Linked DNA regions of Mus musculus: all the other regions are linked to region 3. A link is a contact called in ENCODE Hi-C or POLR2A ChIA-PET data. All regions are on one chromosome and are shown on one strand. Each heading gives the region's core, a stretch centred on a gene start or an enhancer-like site at or near the end of the contact. The rest is flanking DNA. Distances are from core to core; before and after follow the strand shown.

Region 1 (4,499 bases), core at 1,380-3,879, 55 kb before region 3:
CCTCCTGACGATAAAAGGCAGAGGGAGCCCATTGCTAAATAAGTAGAGACATTTCCTATTAAAGGAAGGGTGAGAATACGTCACTTTAGCACGAGCCCAGTGACTTACAGTTCTTGCAACGCAAGAATAATATCTATTTGCAAGTCGTTTGAAGTATTTTATTCTCCATTCGGCACAAAAAGGGAGAAACAAAACCATCCCAGAATGCTCCCCTCACACGCGGCAAATTAGAAGCGCTATGTGAGATAGTTATTTGCATATCCCCGCCCACTCACTTCCGCCTAGCTTCTAGCGTAAAAACCCAAATAGAAGCATTACTTCTAGCCCTAACCACAAGATAAAAGCCTTTATTTATACCAGCCTCTTGGCCCATCCAATGGTCTTCTGAAAAATAGTATACGCCTTGCTCTTGTTATAAAATAAATTTTATTACAAAACTCTAATAAAATTATAATCCAAGATTTGAGAGATCTTATTCCAACACTGCCATCCTCTGCTTAGCCGCAGTTGGGAGGAGCAAGGGACTTGGGCGAGAGAAAACTGAAGCCTCTGCCTTTTTCTTGCAGCAGTGGGAGGAAGCTTCATCACTTTTCCAGCCTTGGTCCCTACACCCGGATTGTGATCAGAAGGGTTTCTTTTTCAGCCCAAAGACAGCGATGAATAATGCAGTTTCAGTGACAGCTGGGAAGGCGCTGTGAAAAGTACGGGGCCGCGGGGGAGGGGGGGGAGTTAGAGCCCCTTCCAACCCAAACACTTGAACCTCCAAACCTTATATGCGGGTGGGTTAGGGTGGGTATGACTCTTCAAAACTCTACCAATTTCACATGTGCAGGAAAGGTCTAGGTGGGGGAAACCTTCAGATTTGGGATCGATTTTCCACCACCCCCCCCCATTCCAAAATATTGGGTGCTAGGGCACCTGCAGAAGGTAAAAATGTACCAGTACGTGGTACATTCCCATCGCTCGAATACGAAGAAAGACAGGGCCACAGACGCGCTACAGTGGGCTGCAATGGCTTAACAATACAGAGGGGGTCAAGGAAAGTAATCGGTTCGTGATGGGCCCCGTTGGTACCTGGACTTGGGTTCAGCTTGTACCCTTCCCTTAAGACAAGCGCCAGAGTTGGCAGCCAATGCCTTCTGAATTTATGGACAGTTATGTGTAAGAGACCAGAGCTGAGTTTGCTTTGATAGGACCTCTCCCTGTACACTCTGTACACTTCTGGGAAGGTTAATGTCATATATGCCCTAGGCCACACAAGAATACCTACAGATCTGATACACTGGGGATTTCTCCAGTGCCCTGGTCTTCCTTGTCCACAATTCAAGAGTAAAGAGCTACCTTTTTAAAAACACAAACAAACAAACAAAACAAAACAAGCCAGGCAGTGGTGGTGCATGCCTTTAATCCAGCACTTGGGAGGCAGAGGCAGGTGGATTTCGGAGTTCGAGGCCAGCCTGGTCTACTGAGTTCCAGGACAGCCTAGGTCTACATAGAGAAACCCTGTCTTAGATAACCTAAATATATAAGTAAAATAAGATTTAAAAAAACCCAAAAAATTCACCTGCCCCTGCCTCCCGTGCACTAGGATTAAAGGCTTGCAGAACCACACCTGGGCTCTATTTTCTTGGTCCCTTCTGAGTTCCCATAGTGCTTTGTATTTTACACACACCTACAAGCATACTGTTTAATCACACTGATTTACAGATGTTTGTCTGCCACCTCTTCAAACGGGATAAAATGATTTTACTCCCATCCAGGGATCGCCAGAACCTGGCTCACATCCGGATTTAACGAATGTTTGAAGTCTATTAATTCCCCAACAGTGTCTAAAACCTCTCACCTAGAGAGAGATTCGGTTTACCATGTAGAGCAGACACTTGTGCCCCAAAGGCCTACAGAGGTGGAAAGAGTGGTAACTGGGATGAGTCACCTGAGGACGATGGCCAAATAAAAAGGATACAGAGGAGGCTCTGGGTGCTATTGAACATGGAGACTCCTGAGAGGAAGCCAGCCAGCTCCACTGCAAAGAGGCCCAGGGTGAGACAGAGCGCGGCTACCAGCCTGCAGAGAGAAAAGGGCTTGGACCAAGGTTTCTGGATTCTGTTGAAGACCCCTGCACTCTCACCCCGCCCCAAGAGCTCACTGGTTGTCCTGCTTTTCGTATTCCTCCGGGGTGAATTTGAGAGGCAGGCAAGCCTGGATGTTGCTTTCCTGGCGAGCCGGGCAGAAAGAAAGAAATGTCAAAAGAGGAATGGGGCTGCGGGGACAAGTTGGGAAGGGGCCGGGGAACGGAGCAACGAACGGACCCTGTGTGAGTGGACTGAGCTGAGCTGGGTCCACTCCAAGATGAGAATGGGAGGGCCAGGAGGGCACGCGCACGCGCGCCCTGTCCGCGTCTTACCCGGGACCAGAACAACGTGATGACAACCACCAGATGAGCCAAGAGCGTCAGGAACCGAGAGGGCACGAGCCCGGAGATCCGACCCATGGCCTCGGGGGCCTCGAGTGGAGGCCGTGGGTTTTGAGGTTGGAAGTCTGGGGTGGGTCACTCATCAAGTCTCCCTGAGCAAGCAGGCCAGACCTCTCTACTTAAGTGTCCTTCCCGCGCGCTCGGGCGCCGCCCGGCTGCCATGGTAACTGCGTCCGCAAGCGCCACGCTGCTGCTTTCGGAAGTCTCGCGATAGTGCTGCTCCCTCTACCAACGTCTATAGGCGCGGTACGTGAGCCGTTGATGGACCCAAGAGGATGCAGCCAGAACCACCAAATCCTCCCTTCTCCTGTGCTTCCCACTCACTGCCTTGGGCGCTAGGAGTCGAGGGGACGAACGAGGAGAGGCTGATGCACCGAGCTTGTCCCAGGGTCAGGCTAAGTCCCCTAGCCCCTGGTTGTCAGAGGACTCCCCCTTCCGCCCTAGAGCAAAACTTTGCCGAAGAATGACTCTAATTTCTTCCTAAATAACTTGTCTCCGTGTCATGAGAGATTTGCCGAGTGCAGAAATGAGCAGCCTTGGGATGGTTAAAATTGGATGTGGGTGAGGTGACTGCCTCGGGAACCGAGGGGATCTGAAAGGGTGAAGAATGGAGCGGGGGACTGGAACTGCTTGCGCTTAGCCTAGGCTGGGACGCTGACCCACCACCGATTTCACTCTTGCTCTGAGTTGTTAGGCCCCGGACATTGCTCAGTTACAGACCAAGAACCTCTTCTTAGGGTGATGTGACCGATTTGGGGCTTCGGATGAAATCCCTGCAGATCGGAGAATCGGAAAGTTCTCAGCACTTTCCAGTTCACAATCAAGTCCCATGTCAATGGACCTCCCATCCCACTTGCACTCTCTGGTCCCTCCATTCCTTTTTCTTTGTGCCTCTAAACCAGCCCAAAAGACAAGGCTCAGGACCAGAGGGATTTCATCTATTCAACAAATATTTGATGTCTCCCAGATGCCAGGCACTGTGCCCCAAATCTGAGAGTACCTCGATAAAGTCCCTCCAGGTTATATTCTAGGTGGGGAGATTGATAACAGCCAAAACAAGAACAAAACCCAGCGAGGTAATGCGTGCTATAATTTTTTTAAATTAAAAGATAATACTAGAATAATATCAAAGGGAAGCTTTGAAAATAGATACTTCTTAAATTTTTGTTTCAAGGAATTGGCAGAGAGAGAGAGGAAGGAGGTGGAGGAGGAGGAGGAGGAGGAGGAGGAGGAAGAAGAAGAAGAAGAAGAAGAAGAAGAAGAAGAAATGATTCTGTCTCCCTAAAGTAATACATGGGGTTCCCTTTCCTAAGCCAGTTAAAGGTCATGAAAGACAGACTGGAGGTCTTCTAAATGAACGGGGGGTAGGGGGGTGTCTAACTGAACCTGAGATCCCAAACCAGGCAAAAGAATTGCCCCCCCCTCGCCCCCTTTTATTATAAAAGACTGAGGTGAGATGCTTGGCAAGTTTTGTATAGGGTTTGTAACTTAAACAACAGCATTGTAATCATGTAATTTCCTGATTTTTTTTTTCAGTATTGGAGATAAGCTCCAGGCCTCTTACATATAGGTAGGTAAGCACCCTCCACTGAGCCATCCTCCCATCTTCCCTTCTGAGACCCTATAGTATTATCAACGCAGAGAATGGCATTCTAAAACACAAAGAATAATCTATAGCATTGAATGTCCTTATATATTCAGCTCCTACTTATTGAAGCTTCTGCCTGTGGGCTGCACTGGGGATCAAACACAGGGTATGGACCACGCTAAATGATTACTTTACTACTGAGCTCCACTCAAGCTCCTATATGGTGAAACTATAACTTTTTCATATAAAATTGAGTCTTAAGCTGGATAGGGGGAAACACCTATAGTCCCAGCATTTGGGAGGTGGGGGAAAGAGGTTTAGAAATTCAAGGTCATGCTAGGTTATATAGTCAGCTCAATAAAAGGAAAAAACTAAAATGTCTCTACAAAAAAAAATGTAGAAATGGCTTAGTGATTAATCCTTGCACCAGGTGTTAAT
Region 2 (3,984 bases), core at 778-3,277, 48 kb after region 3:
ACCCTCTCTGGATCCAGGCTTCCAGCCCTTCACCATCTGATAACTCACAGGAGCAAGTTGTGAGAGTGTGTACAATTCTGTGATGCCCGGGACTTTCCTGACCTACACTTCGTGACGCCTGTTTCTCAGATTCCTCATCCTTCTACACAAAGTCAGCCCCAGGAATAAGACAGTAAAAGCTGCACTGGGCATGGTGGCACATATTGGTAATCAGAGCATCTGGGTGGCACAGGCAAGGAGGAGCAAGAGCTTCACGCCAGCTTGGGTTCCTAGTGAGTTTCCCATTAGCCTGGGTCATATAGCCAGGCTCTGCCTGTATCAAGGGAAAAGAGGGAAAGAGAGAGGGGAGAGAAAGGAGAGAGAGGAGAGAGAGGAAAGAGAGGAGAGAGAGGAGAGGGGGAGAGGGGAGAGAGAGAGAGGAGAGAGAGAGAGAGGAGAGGAGAGGAGAGGAGAGGAGAGGAGAGGAGAGGAGAGGAGAGGAGAGGAGAGGAGAGGAGAGGAGAAGAGAAGAGAAGAGAAGAGAAGAGAAGAGAAGAGAAGAGAAGAGAAGAGAAGAGAAGAGAGGAATATTGTCAGATGCCCACCATCTGCCGGGATCTATATGAACCCTTCATATGTACATCTCATGTGTCTCCTTCAGTCCTCTCAGCAACTTCACAAGAGTCTATAATTATTCCTGTCTTATCAACATGGCAACAATGAGTGCTAGGAAGTGTGATTCAAAGTTCAGTTGAATGCATACCGCTAGGATGCATACCTGTTAACTGAAGCACTGAGAAGACTCAGGGTGGACTGTAGTTAGAAGCCAGGCTGGGCTACAAGAGCAAGTGTTGATACTACAATATAGGGAGACCCTGCCTCAACAAACAAATGACACCCCAACTCAAAGGAGTTCTCCTTACGCTAAGTCTGTAATCTTCATCAACACATTGCAGAGTCTGTTGGGTGTCTGTGTATAAGGCAGATCAGAAGGCCTTGAAGCTTGCCAGCATTTTCCTGTGCCATTTTCTGCTTATGGGGCACAGCACCCTGTCACCAATGCCTTTGTAAAGGGCAGGCTCCCACCCTCTGCCAAAAGTCTTTTCTGAAAGCCCCAGACCAGACAGACCCCTCTTCTTACCATGTAGATTGGGCTTCCCAGATATGCTCCCATGACCCCAGCAAGGGCCCCAGCTGCGGCGCTGCGGACAGGACTGTGGGTGCCTTCATTAGTGTGCAGGTAACCCCGAGACTCTGCCAGCCCGTAGGTGCCCAGTCGGATGCCATTCATCAAGAACTGGTACAAGAGCGCAGGGCCCAGGCCCTTCTGCAGGGCAGCTAGGCCATCCACCTTGCCAATGGTGAAGAAGGCGTGGAAGACGTTTCGGTAGTGGCGCTGGTAGGTGCCTGGGGCCTGCAGTTCTCCCTGCAATTGCATTCTGGTCTTCACAACCTCCAAGGGATTGGTGAACACACAGGCTCCACAGGCTGCTACACCACTCATTAAGAAGTCCATGGTAAAGGTAGAAACAGCTTCAGAAAGCAGGGATGGATATGAACAACACCTGGCTCTTTGAAGCCCAGGCTGCAACAGGTAGAAATTTAAGAGAGCTAAATTGTCTGGGTCAAATGTCAAGAAGTCAAGTGAGGTTAGAGGGAGTTTGGGGATCAGAAGGTAGCAAAAGGAAAGAAAGAGGAGTGTAGTAGGGTATGGCAACAAGGCCCTGTTGACAAGGGAACTGAGATCAGGGAGGAGCAGAAGTTAGAAGCTGGCAGGTGGGAATGCCTAGGATGGGGGTACCAGAGCGTATCTTAGGAAAACGGAGTTACGAAATGGTAGCTGGAGAAGCAGGAAAAAGAAAAGCAACAACAGAAAAAGAATCAGAGGGAAAAGCCGAAGGTGGCTCGACAACAGCGAGAGGAGGGTTGTGAAAGAAGTTAGGATTCCGGCTAAGAATAAGCGTGGCAAAGTAGCTGCGGGAGCTAGAGCACCTTTACCCGAGGTAGTCTGCAGAGGCCGGGCGGCCACTCTCGGGTCCTTGGAACGCAGCGCCAATGGGGACTCTCCAAGAGCTGCAGCCGAGCGCCTCAGCCAATCAGCGAAGAGCCGGCTCAGCAGCCAATGGGAGGCGCTGCCATCGGCCGGGCCCTCGGCCTCAACTAAAACGGGTTGGGTTAACTCTCCTCGCCCCGGCTCCCAGGCCTGGCATTGGGAGGGTGCCGGAGGCGGGGAGATGTTTTTGGTTTTTGTTTTTGTTAATCACTGTCCAGGAACTGGGGTGGGCCGGGATGCAGAGGCTGAGCGCGGAGGGTTGGGCAGCGACTCCTGTGGGTGGCGGGCTCTCTGCGATCGTCCTCAATCCCAGGTCATCTCTGTTTGGGGTTTGCCTGACCGCAGACACGCCCAGCGCTGTTCGGATGCCAGGATAGTCCGGAAACTGCAGTCCCGCCCGCCGGGGCGATGGTACACACCTGCTGGACAGCACCCATCCCCTAAGGCCGAGTAAACTGTAGGGTCTAGTACCAGGGTGTGGCCAGCTGCGGGCGCCCAGGGAGGGAGGCCTGAAGGCCAGCCAGGGGAAAAAAAAAAAAAAAAACAAAACCTTGATCTTATTAAGCTCTTGATCGTCACAATGACCTAGAGGAGGCCGGGCAGGTCAAGACAAGGATTTCCATCTCCTCCTCAGCGAGGCTTAGGTTACAGAAACAGACTTGTTTCTTGTCCTTGCTTCATTCGTATGAATAATTATGAAAGAGCCCGGGGGGGGGGGAGGCTGGAAAAGAGCTTAAAGAGAAAGCTTGGAGAAAGAAGGTAGGAGTTTAGGTGGCGTCATTTGGGCGGCAGGAAGAAGCAGAGGGCTCACCTGAGTCAACTACCCTGCTTAGCGCTGAATTCCGGTTTATATTTTCCTTCCTACTATATAGATGACCGTGGGCAAGTTTCTTATCTTCTCAGGAACCCCTTGTAAAATGAGATAATATCTGTGGGACATACTCCAAAGGAGAGGTTGCCCTTGTGTTACACGCTCAGTAATTTACTGGGAAGTCTGGAGTTGACAGAACTCTTCCCACTTCCCCGAGGTCCCCGCAGCTTTCTTTGGTGACGTTCAGGTCAGGTTGAGCATCTTCTGATGGCTTTTCAAGTTGTCCCTATTCAGCCTCATTCTACTTTGTTCCTCAAACATACCTATTTTTAGGAATACCTCAAAAACATTCCTATTGTTCTTAGCTAGTGGTTAATTTCCCTACTTCACGATACTGGAAACTCTAGAAGCTTGGGGGTGGGAGAGAGGCAGATCTGAGTCTTAGGTTGTTTGCCAGACAACTTTGCTGTGTGTAGCCTTTAGGAGCCTCAAACTCAAAATCCTCCTGCCTCAGCATGTGGAGTGCTGAAGATTTCCAGCCTGCTGCCCTACTGGGTGACACCACACTTGGCTTCACACCCTGAGCTTAAAGCCTAGGGTTCTCAAAAGTATGGTGGCTATAGCAGCAGTAGTGCCTGAGAACTTAGAAATACATCCAGTCTCACTGGAAACTCCCTGAACCAGAAGAACTCTGCAGGTGGACCCCCACATTCTTTCACTAAGTCCCCCTGGGTGCTTAACATTCAGCATTACTGGGTGACACTTTCTGTCTTTAATACCAGATGCCCAAGAGATTGACAGATTTTAAGGTTTTTTTTGTTTGTTTATTTGTTTGTTTTGGTTTTTTTTTAAGTAATTTTTATTCTTTCTCAAGGCAGAGTTTCTCTGTGTAGCCCTGGCTGTCTTGGAACTCACTCTGTAGACCAGGCTCACCTCAAACTCACAGAAATCTGCCTGCCTCTGTCTCCCAAGTGCTGGGATTAAAGGCAGCAAATAAGAGCAAGTGGCTGATCTTTCACAGGACCCAGTTTTGTTGCTTTGTTTTGAGACAGGGTTCCTCTGTGTAGCCCTGGCTGTACTGGAACTCACCCTGAAGACTAGGCTGGCCTCGAACTCAGAGATTCACCTGCTTCTGCATCCT
Region 3 (4,606 bases), core at 786-3,285:
TAATACTTCATTGACATAATCAAAGGCTAGAAGTACATTGTTTTCATTCAGGTTTGCTTGGTTTTGGTTGTTAGTCCTCTCATGCCCTGCCCATTACTTGACAACCTTTCTCAAAGTAGTGACACCACCTCAAAGTGAAATCAAATTTGGGGGGAGGCAGATGTCACTTTTTTTTTTTTTTTGAAACAGGGTGGTTTCTCTGTGTAGCCCTGGCTGTCCTGGAACTCACTGTGTAGACCAGGCTGGCCTTGAACTCAGAAATCCGCTGCCTCTGCCTCCCGAGTGCTGGGATTAAAGGCGTGCGCCACCATGCCCTACTTACACAGTATATTTTGAGGGAAGACTCAGTTACATAGGGAAGACTTTGGCTTTTGCCGTTGGTTGTTCGAGGGGAAAAGGGAAACTAAGGACATTTACCGAATCAAATGAAACAGGTCTGTATTTTGGATAACCCCAAGATTCATTTTGTATAATGTAAGCCTAACACTATACCCTCAAATACTTGAATTGCCTACGTTTGCTGTGGTGGTTGTTGTTTTTAAAACAGGGTTTCACCATGGAGTCTTGCTACCCTGTAACTTGCTATATACACCAGGCCTGCCTGCCTGTGCCTCCCAACTGCTGGGATTAAAGGCTTGGACCACCACACCCGACTGCATCGTCTACCTTGAACGAACGACCTTTAAAAGAGGACTGTTGCTCAAGGATCTCTCCTTTAGCTGAGAGTTCTCTCTCCTGAGAGCTGGTCTCATCACTCTGCCCAGCACTGCAGCACAAATGTCCTCTTTAAAACCACTCCAGCACTAAAGCCATGTTCACTGATCAGCCAGCTAGCTTGAATCCTTGGCTACTCCTTAACTGGCTCCCTGTCATTTACAATATCCACCCCTTTAAATTCTAATGTCTTACTCCTTTGGGTTTGTTTGTTCTTCAAGACAGGGTTTCTCATCATAGCGCTGGCTGTCATGGAACTCACTATGTAGACTGGCCTCGAACTCACAAGAGATCTGTCTGCCTCTCAGTGCTGGGATTAAAGGTGTAAACCACCATGCTTGGCCTTCTCTTTACCTCTGGTACCCCAACACTAACACTGCTGTAGTGGAAGAAGATACCATAGACTCTGTTTTCAACCATGGTCTTTCAGCTCAACCGTCCACAGTACACTTCAGTAAAGTAAGACCCAAATCTCAAACAACCACTCCTTTGTCCAAAAAGGGCCACCAAGTGCGAGACATGTAGAGGCTAGCCCAGTGAATTACATAGCAAGCACCAGGTGATGTTAACGTGACGCTGTCATAAAAAGACCACTAACAACTACCAAGAAGTTGTTGCTTAGCAAGTCAAGACAGTTCACTATTCCTTCTGACCCCTCCACCTCCACCCAATGGCATTTAGCTTTTCAAACGATATTTGCTTTAACTCTTGCTTAGCAAAATGGCTTCTGCTGCCTAGTACCGTTTTCTGATGCTTTCCCGCTTAGCTAACCGGGGTACCCATCCAAGGACTGGGGCGTTTCTCCTTTCCCAAACCAGCTAAATCAGAGGGCCCCTGTAACCACAACAACCAGCAAGGCTAATCTCCCACAGAGCGTAAACCTTCGACAGTGGGCGGAGACGTATTCCAGGCTAGGTCGACCCTGGAACAAAGGGCCGGAAAAGCCTCCGCTCCCCAGGCCAAGACCATGGGCAATGGATGGAAGGAGTATAGGAAGAAAAGAAATTCAGGACAAGAAGGGAAAACAAAACAAAAAACCCACGAGAATCACACAAACAGCACTCACGGAGGTAGGTGGTTGTGCTCGGCAAGCAGCCATGATGAGCCAAACCCCTACCCTGAAGAACGCGCGAACTCCGGGCGCAAGTGCTCACGGGAGGGAACCTGTGACGTCAGGGAGCAGCACTGCCTCTTCCCTCTGCATCCACCAGGGTACTGGGGCGTCAGGGACCTTTTGCGGTGAACTTGCCGTAAGGAGCCTACTGGCCTTAAATTTGCAGCGACCCTTCCGCTTCTGACTCCTAAAGGCGGGAATTACAGATGTGCGTCACCAGATCTGGCCTGTTTTCCTTCTATAGTGACGGCGCGTCCGGATCCTAGTGTTTCACGTGGGGTGGGGCGGGCGGGAGACCGCTCGAGCGCACAGTCACTTGGCTCATAACACCTAAAATTTTCAGTCTCCCTGATCTTGTCAAGCAGAGATGTGCAATTTAAAAGTAGCCACAGACTAGATGGGATATCGCATGTGCCTTTAATCCCAGCAATCCGGGTGCAGAGGCAGGGGGATCTCTGCGAGTTTTGAGTTTCAGCCTAACCTGCTCTTCATAGTGAATTTCAGGCCAGCCAGAACTACGAAGTGAGGACAAAAAAGGGAGCCACGGGACACCATTAGCATATGTGATATGTGCAGTGGACTTAAGCCACTGCTGCATTTAGCAAGTCTTTTTAAATTTGTTTTTTACTCTAATGTCTAGAACTAATTTTTGCTAAAGAATTTGGTGGCCATATGTGACTCAATTCATGAAAGCCTTTGCTTTTCCTAATTCAGTCAGTCAGGCAATCAAGAGCTCAGTACTGGCGGAGGAAACAGAATTCATCTATGTGGCAGGCACATAGGATCGGGGTATATTCATTGAAGAAAACAAAACAAAAACCCTCTTGTTCTGAGGCAAGGAGATTGACGGGAAAACAGGCAAAATATATGGAGAAGAAAGAAAGAAAGAAAGAAAGAAAGAAAGAAAGGAAGGAAGGAAGGAAGGAAGGAAGGAAGGAAGGAAGGAAGAAAGAAAGGAAGGAAGAAAGGAAGAAGAAAGGAAGAAAAAGCAAAGCGAGGAGATTGTCTGGCATTCCAGTTCCAGGAGACCTGGCGCTACCTTTGTTGTTGTTGTTGTTGTTTTGTTTTGTTTTGTTTTGTTTTTTTGTCTTTCGAGACAGGGTCTCTCTATTGCCCTGGCTGTCCTGGAACTCACTTTGTAGACCAGGCTGGCCTCGAACTCAGAAATCCACCTGCCTCTGCCTCCCGAGTATTGGGATTAAAGGTGGCCCGGCTCTGGCGCTACCTTTTGAGTAACTGCACACGTGGTACACATACATTCATGCAAGCAAAACACTCAAACACATAAAAAGCAAGATAGAAAAGGAACCATGTGGCAGTGCAGTAATCCCAGCATTCAGGAGGCAGGAGAATCTTCCTGAGTTTAAAGCAGCCAGGGTTACATTAAAAAAAAAAAAAAAAAAAACAACCAACAAAGTAGCCAGTCAGTAGTGGCGCATGTCTTTAACCCCAGCAGAGGCAGAGGCAGAGGCAGGTGGATTTCTGAGTTCCAGGCCAGCCTGGTCTACAGAGTGAGTCCCAGGACATCCAGGGCTATACAGAGAAACCCTGTTTGGAAACAAACAAACAAAAGAAAAACAACAAAGTATTACACCTGCAAATTACTGTATCCCTTCATTCAGCTTCACTTTTGATGCAAACAACTCCTTCTGTCATGAAATATGCACTGTGGTGATGAAAGAGAAGTTGGGGCAAAAGCCCCACCCTAGTAGCCGTGTCTCAACTAAAGATTTTGTAGCACAAGAGAGTCTCTGTTTAAGGGGTTTTATTAGTTTCTTTTAAGACATTCTTCAAGCAGGCCTGTTGATCCTGACATTCAAATTTACTGAAGGGAGGAAAGACTCAACTTCATAAGGAAGGAAAAAAGAAAATGATAAATAAACACCCAGTGTCTACTTAAAAGCAAAATGGAGCTACCTAGTCAATGACTAGCATTGCCTTCAGTAACAGGCTTTTTAGAGGTTTTGTTTGTTTGTTTTTGTTTTGTTTTGTTGTTTTATGTTTCTGTTGTGTTTGTTGTTTTGAGACAGGTGGTGTATCCTATAGCACCATATTGGATCTTGAATTTGCTCTTTGGCCAAGGGGGACCCCTGATCTTCCTGTCTCCTCTGGGGAGATTATAGGCTTGTATCAGCAGGACAGGTTCATAAGCTCTTGATAAAAGAAAAGTTTGGCCGAGCGTGGTGGCACGAGCGTGGTGGCACTCACCTTTAATCCCAGCACTGCAGAGGCAGAGGCAGGCGGATTTCTGAGTTCAAGGCCAGCCTGATCTACAGAGTGAGTTCTAGGGCTACACAGAGAAATCCTGTCTCGAAAAATCAGGAAAAAAAAAAAAAACCGTTTGGAGCCAGTGTGGTGGTTTGTTGTAGTTTCAGCCACCTAGAAAGATTATGTCAAGGACAGCTTGAACGATACAGTGAAAATTTGATGTTACAACTCCACAATTAGCACTTGAGAAATGAAGATAGGAATATCAGGGATTCAAGGTCAGCCTGGGTTACAAGCTATCCTGTACACACAAAAACGTGGAACTTAAAACTATATCCCCTATTATATCAGAGATGCGTATTTTTTTCTCTTTTCTTCAAAGCATGAATCCCCCACACCCAATATTAAAGCCTCTTTTACAACTTCAGCCTCCTTTATTTATTTTTTTTAATATTTTTATTACATATTTTCCTCAATTACATTTCCAATGCTATCCCAAAAGTCCCCCATACCCTCCCCCCCACTTCCTTACCCACCCATTCCCATTTTTTTTGGCCCTGGCGTTCCCCT

The links. Hi-C counts contacts between places; a loop is a spot of excess contacts on that map. ChIA-PET counts read pairs that join two places held with the same protein, here RNA polymerase II (POLR2A).
Region 1: POLR2A ChIA-PET joins it to region 3 with 10 read pairs in embryonic stem cell. The contact joins the promoter of Tmem107 here to the promoter of Ctc1 in region 3. POLR2A ChIA-PET finds 5 or more read pairs at or near these places in 4 of 5 experiments (Patski and embryonic stem cell).
Region 2: a loop to region 3 is called in a map of heart, with 2.0 times the contacts of the local background. The contact joins the promoter of Slc25a35 here to the promoter of Ctc1 in region 3. A Hi-C loop is called at or near these places in 1 of 37 maps with a recorded cell type or tissue (heart). POLR2A ChIA-PET finds 5 or more read pairs at or near these places in 4 of 5 experiments (Patski and embryonic stem cell).

Annotation. Positions count from the first base shown.
Region 1 is chr11:69,068,939-69,073,437 of GRCm38, reverse strand. It overlaps Tmem107 (transmembrane protein 107), which reads right to left and starts at 2,629. Exons shown (of 5, transcript NM_025838.2): 1 at 2,405-2,629; 2 at 2,147-2,214; 3 at 1,964-2,064; 4 at 919-1,015; 5 at 145-692. The coding sequence starts at 2,491. The coding sequence ends at 623. It overlaps Snord118 (small nucleolar RNA, C/D box 118), which reads right to left and starts at 12; the gene lies at 1-12.
Region 2 is chr11:68,966,174-68,970,157 of GRCm38, reverse strand. It overlaps Slc25a35 (solute carrier family 25, member 35), which reads right to left and starts at 2,027. Exons shown (of 5, transcript NM_028048.2): 1 at 1,121-2,027. The coding sequence starts at 1,495.
Region 3 is chr11:69,013,340-69,017,945 of GRCm38, reverse strand. Ctc1 (CTS telomere maintenance complex component 1) reads right to left here and starts at 2,035. Exons shown (of 23, transcript NM_001013256.2): 1 at 1,781-2,035. The coding sequence starts at 1,813.